2 separate regions of the Homo sapiens genome follow, and region 1 is linked to region 2. A link is an interaction called in ENCODE POLR2A ChIA-PET data of the cell type or tissue named here. Cell type or tissue: PC-9. All regions are shown on one strand. Links, peaks and the distances in the headings refer to the core of each region. The heading gives the core; the rest is flanking DNA.

What was found. ChIA-PET counts read pairs that join two places held together with the same protein. Peaks named below come from ENCODE experiments on the same cell type or tissue, not always from the same donor. Only the 100,000 strongest peaks of a DNase experiment are listed, where the experiment ranks them.
Region 1: POLR2A ChIA-PET joins it to region 2 with 15 read pairs; 15 of 35 experiments call an interaction of 5 or more read pairs at or near these places.

Annotation. Positions count from the first base shown.
Region 1 is chr14:22,920,652-22,928,583 of GRCh38, reverse strand. PRMT5 (protein arginine methyltransferase 5) reads left to right here. Exons shown (of 17, transcript NM_006109.5): 2 at 1-87; 3 at 373-458; 4 at 924-1,058; 5 at 1,770-1,882; 6 at 2,029-2,078; 7 at 2,288-2,451; 8 at 3,544-3,705; 9 at 3,875-3,952; 10 at 4,047-4,105; 11 at 4,192-4,314; 12 at 4,401-4,576; 13 at 5,424-5,533; 14 at 5,749-5,842; 15 at 6,025-6,141; 2 more. The coding sequence ends at 7,680. It overlaps LOC124903285 (a long non-coding RNA gene), which reads right to left and starts at 4,283. Exons shown (of 2, transcript XR_007064073.1): 1 at 4,143-4,283; 2 at 1,682-2,123. PRMT5-AS1 (PRMT5 antisense RNA 1) reads right to left here. Exons shown (of 2, transcript NR_120600.1): 1 at 7,464-7,932; 2 at 5,177-5,505. RefSeq lists an enhancer at 1,423-2,622. In PC-9, for the core only: no CTCF peak of the experiment used is centred there; a DNase peak (open chromatin) is centred at 2,083; H3K27ac peaks cover 1,071 bases.
Region 2 is chr14:22,776,191-22,778,803 of GRCh38, reverse strand. SLC7A7 (solute carrier family 7 member 7) reads left to right here. Exons shown (of 10, transcript NM_003982.4): 4 at 1-11; 5 at 2,486-2,609. Among named protein-coding and RNA genes, the nearest start is that of OXA1L, 11 kb to the right of the region's middle. In PC-9, for the core only: CTCF peaks have their summits at 940 and 1,140 (motif pointing left); a DNase peak (open chromatin) is centred at 1,153.

The sequences.
Region 1 (7,932 bases), core at 1,114-3,613, 150 kb before region 2:
CGCGTTTCAAGAGGGAGTTCATTCAGGAACCTGCTAAGAATCGGCCCGGTCCCCAGACACGATCAGACCTACTGCTGTCAGGAAGGGGTAGGGACCATCCCATATGCCCCTTAATTATTAGAGGCAATAACAACTTCTGCTTTATCGGGGCCCTCATTCTCCTCCTTTTCTGACTTGGATATATTTGTTAGTCCCTGGGATATAGATAACTTGTTTTCTCCTTGCTTCTCTATTCTGCATCAGGCTATCCCATGTCTATGTAGAAAAAACCTTTGTCTCTCATTTCTACTCTTGATTCCCAAAACTAAAAATTGAACAAGTAAAGTGCTGAACCTTATTCAGTATTTGTCTTTCTTGGGTGGGGGAGTGCAGACTGGAATACGCTAATTGTGGGAAAGCTTTCTCCATGGATTCGTCCAGACTCAAAAGTGGAGAAGATTCGCAGGAACTCCGAGGCGGTAAGACTGTTTGACTTCTCTGCTGGATTTTTCTAACCAAGCTGGGTGGGGAGAGTGGTCCCCTCCCATCCCCAATAACTTGGTAAATTAACTGATAGAATGAAATTAAAGCTATTAGGCTGGGTGCTGTGGTGCACACCTATAATCCTAGCACTTTGGGAGGCTGAGGCTGTAGGATCACTGGAGCTCGGGATTTCGAGACCAGCCTGGGCAGCGTAGTGAAACCCCATCTCTATAAAATATACAAAAATTAGCCAGGCATGGTGGTGCATGCCTGTGGTCCCAGCTACTCAGGAGGCTGAGGAGGGAGGATCAGTTGAGCTTGGGAAGGTCAAGGCTGCAGTGAGTGGAGACTGTGCCACTGCACTCCAGCCTGGGTGACAGAGTGAGACTTTGTCTCAAAAAAAAAAAAAAAAAAGCTGTTTGCTTGTTAGCTCAAACTTTTCCTCTTCATCTCCGTTCCAGGCCATGTTACAGGAGCTGAATTTTGGTGCATATTTGGGTCTTCCAGCTTTCCTGCTGCCCCTTAATCAGGAAGATAACACCAACCTGGCCAGAGTTTTGACCAACCACATCCACACTGGCCATCACTCTTCCATGGTATAGCTGAGGGGCTCCTTTCCTGCTGCATATCATAGTAGTCAGATTGTGCTAAGTACCTTCTTGTGCCTAGCCATTCAGTGAAGGGTGTGTTTGGCAGAATTGAAGTATCAGTATTGGCGGGCACAGTGGGTGATGCCTGTAATCCCAGCACTTTGGGAGGCTGAGGTGGGCAGATCACTGAGCTCAGGAGTTCGAGACCAGCTTGGGCAGCGTGGTGAAATCCTGTCTGTATAAAAAACCAAAACCAAAACAAAAACAAAAAAACACAAATTAGCTAGGTGGGGTGTCACACGCCTGTAGTCCCAGCTACTTGGGAAGCTGAGGTGGGAGGATGACTTGAACCTGTGAGGCGGAGGTTGCAGTTAGCTGAGATTGCACCACTGCACTCCAGCCTGGGTGACAGAGCCAGACCTTGTCTCAAAAAAAAAAAAAAAAAAAGGTCAGTATTGCGCACCTCTCCATCTAAAAGTGGTATGAAGAGAGTTTCAAAACATGTAAATGTAATTATTTTGGAAACTTACGTAAGACAAGGCAGATATTTACATAAGGATCTATATATAAGGTACATGTTCACTTACAAAATTACAAATTGGGAAAAGCATATAAAGGGATTAACGAGGTCTGGATGAAGTTTTTTTTATTGAGGGAAACTTTCTGGACCCAATGAGTTCAAAAGAGAGTTCTAAAAGGGTGACTGTTCATGTGCAGTTCTGGATGCGGGTACCCTTGGTGGCACCAGAGGACCTGAGAGATGATATAATTGAGAATGCACCAACTACACACACAGAGGAGTACAGTGGGGAGGAGAAAACGTGGATGTGGTATGTCTCCCTTTGCTGCTGTACCAGGGTGCAAGGGATAGGGTGAGGGGAAGTACAGGGTGCAACCTGTAGGGAGGTCTCCTTGAGCTGTGGTGATTGGTCGGCCATATCTAGTTTACTGTACTTTTCTGTATTTGACTGAACAGGTGGCACAACTTCCGGACTTTGTGTGACTATAGTAAGAGGATTGCAGTGGGTGAGTCCATGAGAATCCTGGGATGGGTGTGGCTTCTCTTACCTCCTGTGAATAAGAATCAGGAATTTCATATATAGTATACAATTTTGCTACTTCCCCTCTGTCTCAGACTGGCTTTCTCTTAAAGAAGTAAACAGATTTTGCGCAAAGGAGCAAGGAAGGGTTTCTTGCCTGGCAGTGGTTGACAGTTTTTCTTTTGCCTCATGTAGCTCTTGAAATTGGGGCTGACCTCCCATCTAATCATGTCATTGATCGCTGGCTTGGGGAGCCCATCAAAGCAGCCATTCTCCCCACTAGCATTTTCCTGACCAATAAGAAGGGATTTCCTGTTCTTTCTAAGATGCACCAGAGGCTCATCTTCCGGCTCCTCAAGGTGAGTGGTAGGAGGGTTCTAAAGGTAGTCCAGCTATACATCTTGCCTTATTTACCTGTGTATGATCGTTTTTTCCTGTGAGGCTGACTCTTTTTCTTTGGTTTCTGGGGAGCAATTTCAGTGAAGTTGGGAATCTTGAGAACAAAAAGGTAAATGCCAGTAGTAGCCCTAGAAACCTTTCAAAACAAACCAAACCTCATGAGAACTTTGCAGAAGGTTTCATTTAGGAAGTTACAGCAAGGATCCATGAGGCTGTTTGGGTGTTGATACTTTCATGGCATAAGAGGGCTTTTTCTTTTTTCTTTTTTTTTTTGAGACAGGGTCTCACTCTGTTACCCAGACTGGAGTGCAGCCATACCATCTCAGCTCACCAGAACCTCTGCCTCCCAGGCTTAAGCGATTCTTCTGCTTTAGCCTCCTGAGTAGCTGGGATTATAGGAATGCACCACTACTGCCCGGCTAATTTTTGTATTTTCAGTAGAGACAGGTTTTATCATGTTGGCCAGGCTGGTCTTGAACGCCTGACCTCAAATGATCCACCCGCCTCGGCCTTCCAAAGTATTGGGATTACAGGCGTGGGCCACCACGCCCGGCCAAGGGGGCTTTTTATAAGTTTACTGAAGCCTCATGCTGCCTTTGTTGGTATTGGGACAGACGCTAGAGAACTGTTGGTCTGGGCCAGGTGCAGTGGCTCGCGCCTGTAATCCCAGGACTTTGGGAGGCTGAGGCGGATGGATCATCTGAGGTCAGGAGTTTGAGACCAGCCTGTCCAACATGGTGAAACCCCGTCTCTACTAAAAATACAAAAATTAGCCAAGCATGGTGGCACGCACCTGTAGTCCCAGCTACTTGGGAGGCTGAGGCAGGAGAATTGCTTGAACCTGGGAGGTGGAGGTTGCAAGTGAGCCAAGATCACGCCATTGCACTCCAGCCTGGGCAATAGAGCGAGACTCCATCTTTTTTTTTAAAAAAAAAAAAAAAGAGAACTGTTGATCTGGGCCTTATTTTACACTAGGGCTCTTTGGCCATATACCATAATATTCCAGAATCTTGGTTTGAGGGCTGTGTCTGATGGTCTGACTTTTCTCACAGTTGGAGGTGCAGTTCATCATCACAGGCACCAACCACCACTCAGAGAAGGAGTTCTGCTCCTACCTCCAATACCTGGAATACTTAAGCCAGAACCGTCCTCCACCTAATGCCTATGAACTCTTTGCCAAGGGCTATGAAGACTATCTGCAGTCCCCGCTTCAGGTGGGTCTGGAGTGCACTTAGAGGAGGAAGGTGGGATGGAAAATGTTTCTTGAGAATATATGCCTCCAAATCTTACTAAAACTCAGAAAGCAGTGGAAAGTTTTTGATATTTTAGTGCATTGTCCTTTGCCAGAAACTGGCTAACTTTGTCCTTTTCCTCATTCATCAGCCACTGATGGACAATCTGGAATCTCAGACATATGAAGTGTTTGAAAAGGACCCCATCAAATACTCTCAGTACCAGCAGGTACTGTGTGGTGCCCAGGGTGAGGAAAGCACAGGGCCAGCATGACCTGGGGAGGATGGGATTACAACCATGGGATATTCTCTCCTCCCTCCAGGCCATCTATAAATGTCTGCTAGACCGAGTACCAGAAGAGGAGAAGGATACCAATGTCCAGTGAGTGCTTTCCCCTCAATCTCAGGGACTTGCATACCTATATCTGTATATGCCAAGTCTGCTTGACTCTTCCCTTTCTTTCTTAGGGTACTGATGGTGCTGGGAGCAGGACGGGGACCCCTGGTGAACGCTTCCCTGCGGGCAGCCAAGCAGGCCGACCGGCGGATAAAGCTGTATGCTGTGGAGAAAAACCCAAATGCCGTGGTGACGTGAGTAGCAACCTGCTTGCTGGGAAGTTAGTCCTCATTGCCAAATTTCCTTAACATCTCTCCTTACCTTATTGTCTCTGTTTCAGGCTAGAGAACTGGCAGTTTGAAGAATGGGGAAGCCAAGTGACCGTAGTCTCATCAGACATGAGGGAATGGGTGGCTCCAGAGAAAGCAGACATCATTGTCAGTGAGCTTCTGGGCTCATTTGCTGACAATGAATTGTCGCCTGAGTGCCTGGATGGAGCCCAGCACTTCCTAAAAGGTGCCCCCAGGTTGGGGTGTAGGTGGAGGGTGATGATGGGTGAGACAGCAACCTGGGAGGAGGGTACAGGGTTTAGGGGAAAGTGGGTTGGACCTGGGTCACATCATATGAGTTTGAGAGCCACTGCTTCACTGCCTCTGTGCCCCTAGCAAATGAAGTCATCTCTCCAAACCTTAGTGTTCATATTTGTAAAATGAAGGGAGTGGGCTGGGCGCGGTGGCTCATGCCTGTAATTGCAGCACTTTGGGAGGCCAAGGCGGGAGGTCAGGAGTTTGAGACCAGCCTGGGCAACATGGCGAAACCCCATCACTACTAAAAATACAAAAATTAGCCAGGCGTGGCGGTGCACGCCTGTAATCCCAGCTACTCGGGAGGCTGAGGCGCGAGAATCACTTGAACCTGGGAGGAGAAGGTTGCAGTGAGCTGAGATTGTGCCACTGCACTCCAGCCTGGGCAACAGAGCGAGACTCCATCTCAAATAAATAAATAAATAAATAAATAAATAAATAAATATGACATATGTACCCTGAGCTTAGCTTTCATCAGGAACTTTTGTGGGACTTTGTGACCCCACAAAAGTTAAGAACCACCAGATTAGACTATCTTGGGTTCTTTCAGTTTTAATCTGTGTGACTCTGTAAATTAACCTAGTAGTGGAATCCTCCATGACAGTAGTTGGAAGCAGGCTGGCTTAGTAATGTGACAACATGCATTTGTCTCTTTCTTCCATGCCCATGCCAACGTTGGTTGGTTTTGACATGGGAGGTTTGATCCTTCTGATCCTTCAGTTAGTACAGACATACCATTTCCCTCCCTCTGGAACTAATTTGACTCTCCTGCTGTGCAGATGATGGTGTGAGCATCCCCGGGGAGTACACTTCCTTTCTGGCTCCCATCTCTTCCTCCAAGCTGTACAATGAGGTCCGAGCCTGTAGGGAGAAGGACCGTGACCCTGAGGTAAAGAACCACTCTCTCTGGAAAGAAGTGGTACTCTTTAGTCCTCTTCTTTTTCTGTATTTGCATCAGCTATTTTCTTCTGCTGGGGATGAAGAGGTGAAGGAGAAGTTAGGGATTGGGGAAGCACTAAAGTAAAACTTTTTTTAATCCTTGGGGAAGTAGTTCTCTCTTGTGTGTCTTCCCCAACACTCTCTCTCTCTTTCTGTCTCTGACAGGCCCAGTTTGAGATGCCTTATGTGGTACGGCTGCACAACTTCCACCAGCTCTCTGCACCCCAGCCCTGTTTCACCTTCAGCCATCCCAACAGAGGTAGGTTCTTTTATGGCTGTCCTCTGACTAGAGGGGTACGGGCTTCTTCCTTCCTCCTGCTTTCTTCCCTTACTGTCCCTAGTCTGCCTTATCTACTCTTCCTTTCCTGGGTCTTGCTCATGCTTTATCAAGTTGTCTAGAGCTTCTGGCCCCTTGTCACCCACATAATTATTTCCTGACAGATCCTATGATTGACAACAACCGCTATTGCACCTTGGAATTTCCTGTGGAGGTGAACACAGTACTACATGGCTTTGCCGGCTACTTTGAGACTGTGCTTTATCAGGACATCACTCTGAGTGAGTGTCTATGGCAGTAGATGGCAGAGTATGAGGGTGTGCTTCCTGGGCAGCTTATATGTACATGTGTCATTTAGATTTATGGGGGGCCCAGTGCTCAATGAATGGAGATCTTTGTGTGATTAGAGAAGAGACCCTCTTCAGCATAGGCAAAAGTCACAGCCATGGAGACCTCTGTTTTTTCATTATTTTGTCCACACAGGTATCCGTCCAGAGACTCACTCTCCTGGGATGTTCTCATGGTTTCCCATCCTCTTCCCTATTAAGGTAGGAACTGCTTTTAAGACTCTCTAGTTAAGCAGTAACCTTTGCCTTTGGTGTTGTGCTTCTTTCCTTCTCCCAGGAAGATAGTTGACTATGACTCATGTTCTCCTGATTTCATATGCTCTTGGATCCCAGTGGTAGGTGTTGGGAGTATTTGGAGTGGCCTTCTGCCTGGCTTTCCCGCATCTACTCTGGCTACTCTTCTGTCTGTTCTCTACTTTGAGCAAGAGTCATCTTTTAAAAACTCAAATTTGATCTTATCTCTCTTGCTGTCTTTTTTTTTTTTTTTTTTTTAAAGAGACGGAGTCTCACTCTGTCGCCCAGGCTGGAGTGCAGTGGCACAATTTCGGCTCACTGCAAGCTCCGCCTCCCGGGTTCATGCCATTCTCCTGCCTCAGCCTCCCTGAGGCTGAGATTACAGGTGCCAGCCACCACACCCGGCTAATTCTTGTATTTTTAGTAGAGACGGGGTTTTACCGTGTTAGCCAGGATGGTCTCGATCTCCTGACCTCATGATCCGCCCACCTCAGCCTCCCAAAGTGCTGGGATTACAGGCGTGAGCCACCGCGCCTGGCCTGATCTTATCTCTCTTTTTTGCTTAAAACTCTTCAATGCCTTCCCATTGTCTTTAGGATAAAAGTCAAAATCTGGGACATTGCTTGTAAGACTTGATGTGATCGAGTGTTTGCTTGCCTTTGCAGCTACTGTCCCCTTGCTTACACTGCTTCAGCCTTATGGACCTTCTTTTTGTTCTAATTGTCTATCTTCTTTCCTACCTCAGGCTTTCATGCCTTTCTCTTGCCTGTAGAGTTCTTTGCTTGTCTCTTCACACAGTTAACCTATCTTCTAGGTCTTCTTTAAACATTTTTATTGTGAGATAAACTTTCTCTGATCTCCTAGACTAGGTTAGTGTTCCCTTTCATAGGTGTTTTTCTGACTCTGTACATGTTCACAGCTCTCACCACACCTTTGATTATTTGTGTTCTGATAGGCTTCAAATAACTTTCATGAGGGTTGGGACAGTCTTGTCATGTTTATCATTTTATCTCCACACCTACCTTAATACATTGCCATGTATAATTCATAGCTTCACCCTGAACCTTCCTGTCTTTCTTCTTACAGCAGCCCATAACGGTACGTGAAGGCCAAACCATCTGTGTGCGTTTCTGGCGATGCAGCAATTCCAAGAAGGTGTGGTATGAGTGGGCTGTGACAGCACCAGTCTGTTCTGCTATTCATAACCCCACAGGCCGCTCATATACCATTGGCCTCTAGCCCTGCGTGCCAAGTGTCCAGAGCCTTGGAAGCAGCTTCAGGTTCTGCTCCTGTAGTACAGAAGGTGCAGTACATCTATGGGCTGTGATTCCCCTTGCCCATCAGAGAGGAGCATTTCAATCTGCTTTCCTGCCTTACATCAAGGTGGGCAAGGGATTATAATTAATTGCAGGGCTCAAGCCACCAATCTATGAAGACCTCAGGCCAGGGGGTGAGGAATTAGTGCTGGATTTGAAGCTACGCACTCAGCCT
Region 2 (2,613 bases), core at 1-2,500:
AATCCTGAGAGGTAGGTACTGCACCACCAACTTTCCATAGCAGTGATAGCCATCATTTAATGAGCTCCTACTACGTGCCAGACAGCATACCACAACCACTATGAGGTTAATTTTACCAGCCTCATTTTAATAGATGGGAGGCCTGAGGCTCAGAGAAGTAACTTGTCTATGATCACAGTAACAGGGCTAAAATATGAACTTACTCATGTATGCTTTGTAAATTTTTAAAGGCATTTTTACATTTGTTCATTAATTTCTGCATTAATTAAAGCAGGTTGTATTATATGCTTATGTATGTTTTTAAAACAGATTTTCCTTGATAGATATTTTATCCACCCTTATCCCCACATACATAGCTTTGGGATATAGACTTCCAGAAACCTTCCTGTGTTTCCCTCTGATACCTTCCTTGTTTCCTAAATTCATACTGACATTGTGGTATAGTTTCAGTCATTCAATTAAGTCACCCTACCATTATTGCTCTGTAGTCTATATATAGAGTGAAAAGAGAACTGGACAGGAAGTCAAGGACCTAGAGTTGATCTTTCCACTGACTTGTTGGCTAACCTTGAGGGAGTTGCCCGGCCATCTCTTTGCCTGTTTCCTTATCTGTAATTGAGGGGGTTAAATTCTGTGATCTCCATGGCCTTTCCTGGCTCTAAAATTCTATGATTCTGGGAACTAAGATTTGCCAGGGAGTGGAGTTTCGGTAAAATGTTTTTTGTTTTTTGGAGAGAGTCTTGCTGTATTTCCCAGGCTGGAGTGCAATGGCGTGATCTTGGCTCATTGCAACCTCTGCCTCCCAGGTTCAAGTGATTCTCCTGCTTCAGCCTCCCAAATAGCTAGAATTACAGGTGCCTGCCACCACGCCTGGCTAATTTTTGTATTTTTAGTAGAGACATGGGTTTCACCATGTTGGCCAGGCTGGTCTCGAACTCCTGACCTCAGGTGATCCGCCCGCCTTAGCCTCCCAAAGTGCTGGGATTACAGGCATGAGCCACTGTGCCCAGCTTTCTGTAAATGCTTAAGTGAAAAGAATCACAATTCTTATACCAATAAACTCCTTTTGGCTTGAGAAACAGAAGAGCACTCTTGGTACACAACTAGTGGTAACGCTATGGGAACAGAGATAACAGAAGCAGGATCAAGGCCTGGGTGGTACTTCCACCTACCGGACAGAAACTGCATGACTCTATTTGCAGAGTATTTGCCCCACTTTGTGCTTTTTTTTTGGCAGCCTTACTGTTAAGGATGCTTATAAAGATCATGGCTTTATTGGGCTACAGGGACCTTGAGAGCTCTTTGCATCTTTCTTTTGCCCACCAGTTAGGATGGCTCCTGAGGTTCTCAAACTGAGGAAGGGGTGGGCAGACATATCTTCCAGGCTGCTAGTCAGATACATACACTTCTCTTCCTACTGAAGGCCTATCTTATTCTCTGAAGATGTTAAATTTCACAATTTGCCTCCATAATTTCTTTTTATATTTCTCAACCTTGAGGCAAAATTGCCAATGTTGATAATCTTAGAGATGGAATCCTGACACCAAAAGATCTTTGGGGTATAAAACAAAACAACCTCCCATTTTCCTGTGCGTTATGATGCTGGGGACAGTCTTTGTTAATCCCCCCCGCCCTGCTTTTTTTTTTTTTTTTTTTTTTTTAGACAGGGTCTGGCTGCCTTGCCCAGGCTGGAGTGCAGTGGCCCAGTCATGGTTCACTGCAGCCTTGACCTCCCCAGGCTCAAGTGATCCTCCCACCTCAGCCTCCCAAATAGCTGGGATTACAGGCATGCACCACCACGCTTGGCTAATTTTTTTTTTTTTGGTTTGTTTTTGGAGACAGAGTCTCGCTCTGTCGCCCATGCTGGAGTGCAGTGGCACAATTTTGGCTTACCACAACCTCCGCCTCTCGAGTTCAAGTGATTCTCGTACCTCAGCCTCCTGAGTAGCTGGGACTACAGGTGCATGCCACCATGCCTGGCTAATTATTTATATTTTTAGTAGGAACAGGGTTTTGCCATGTTGGCCAGGCTGGTCTTGAACTCCTGACCTCAGGTGATCCACCCGGCTCGGCCTCCCAAAGTGCTGGGATTACAGGCGTGAGCCACCACGCCCAGCTGCTTGGCTAGTTTTTTGTAGAGACAGGGTTTTGCCATGTTGCCCAGGCTGGTCTCCAACTCCTAGACTCGAGCCATCTCCCTGCCTCAGCCTCCCAAAGTGTTAGTACTACAGGCATGAGCCACTGCTCCCAGCTGCACAGTCCTGTCTCCTAATATGATATTCCTTTCCCCTAATGTTCTTTAGTTCTTAAGTGTTCAGAGCTTCAGCCACTATCCAGGGCACCGTCAAAGACAAATGCATTGAGGAAATGTAGCAACAGTCTCCATCCCTGGAAAGACCGGTGTGGCAGGGAGAGTCTAAGGATTAAAGGAGAGATAGGGATATGACTGTGGGACTAATGTGCATTTTATTCTATTTGGCTGTAGGAACCTGCCCCTCTCCATTGGCATCTCCATGCCCATTGTCACCATCATCTATATCTTGACCAATGTGGCCTATTATACTGTGCTAGACATGAGAGACATCTTGGCCAGTGATGCTGTTGCTGTGGTAA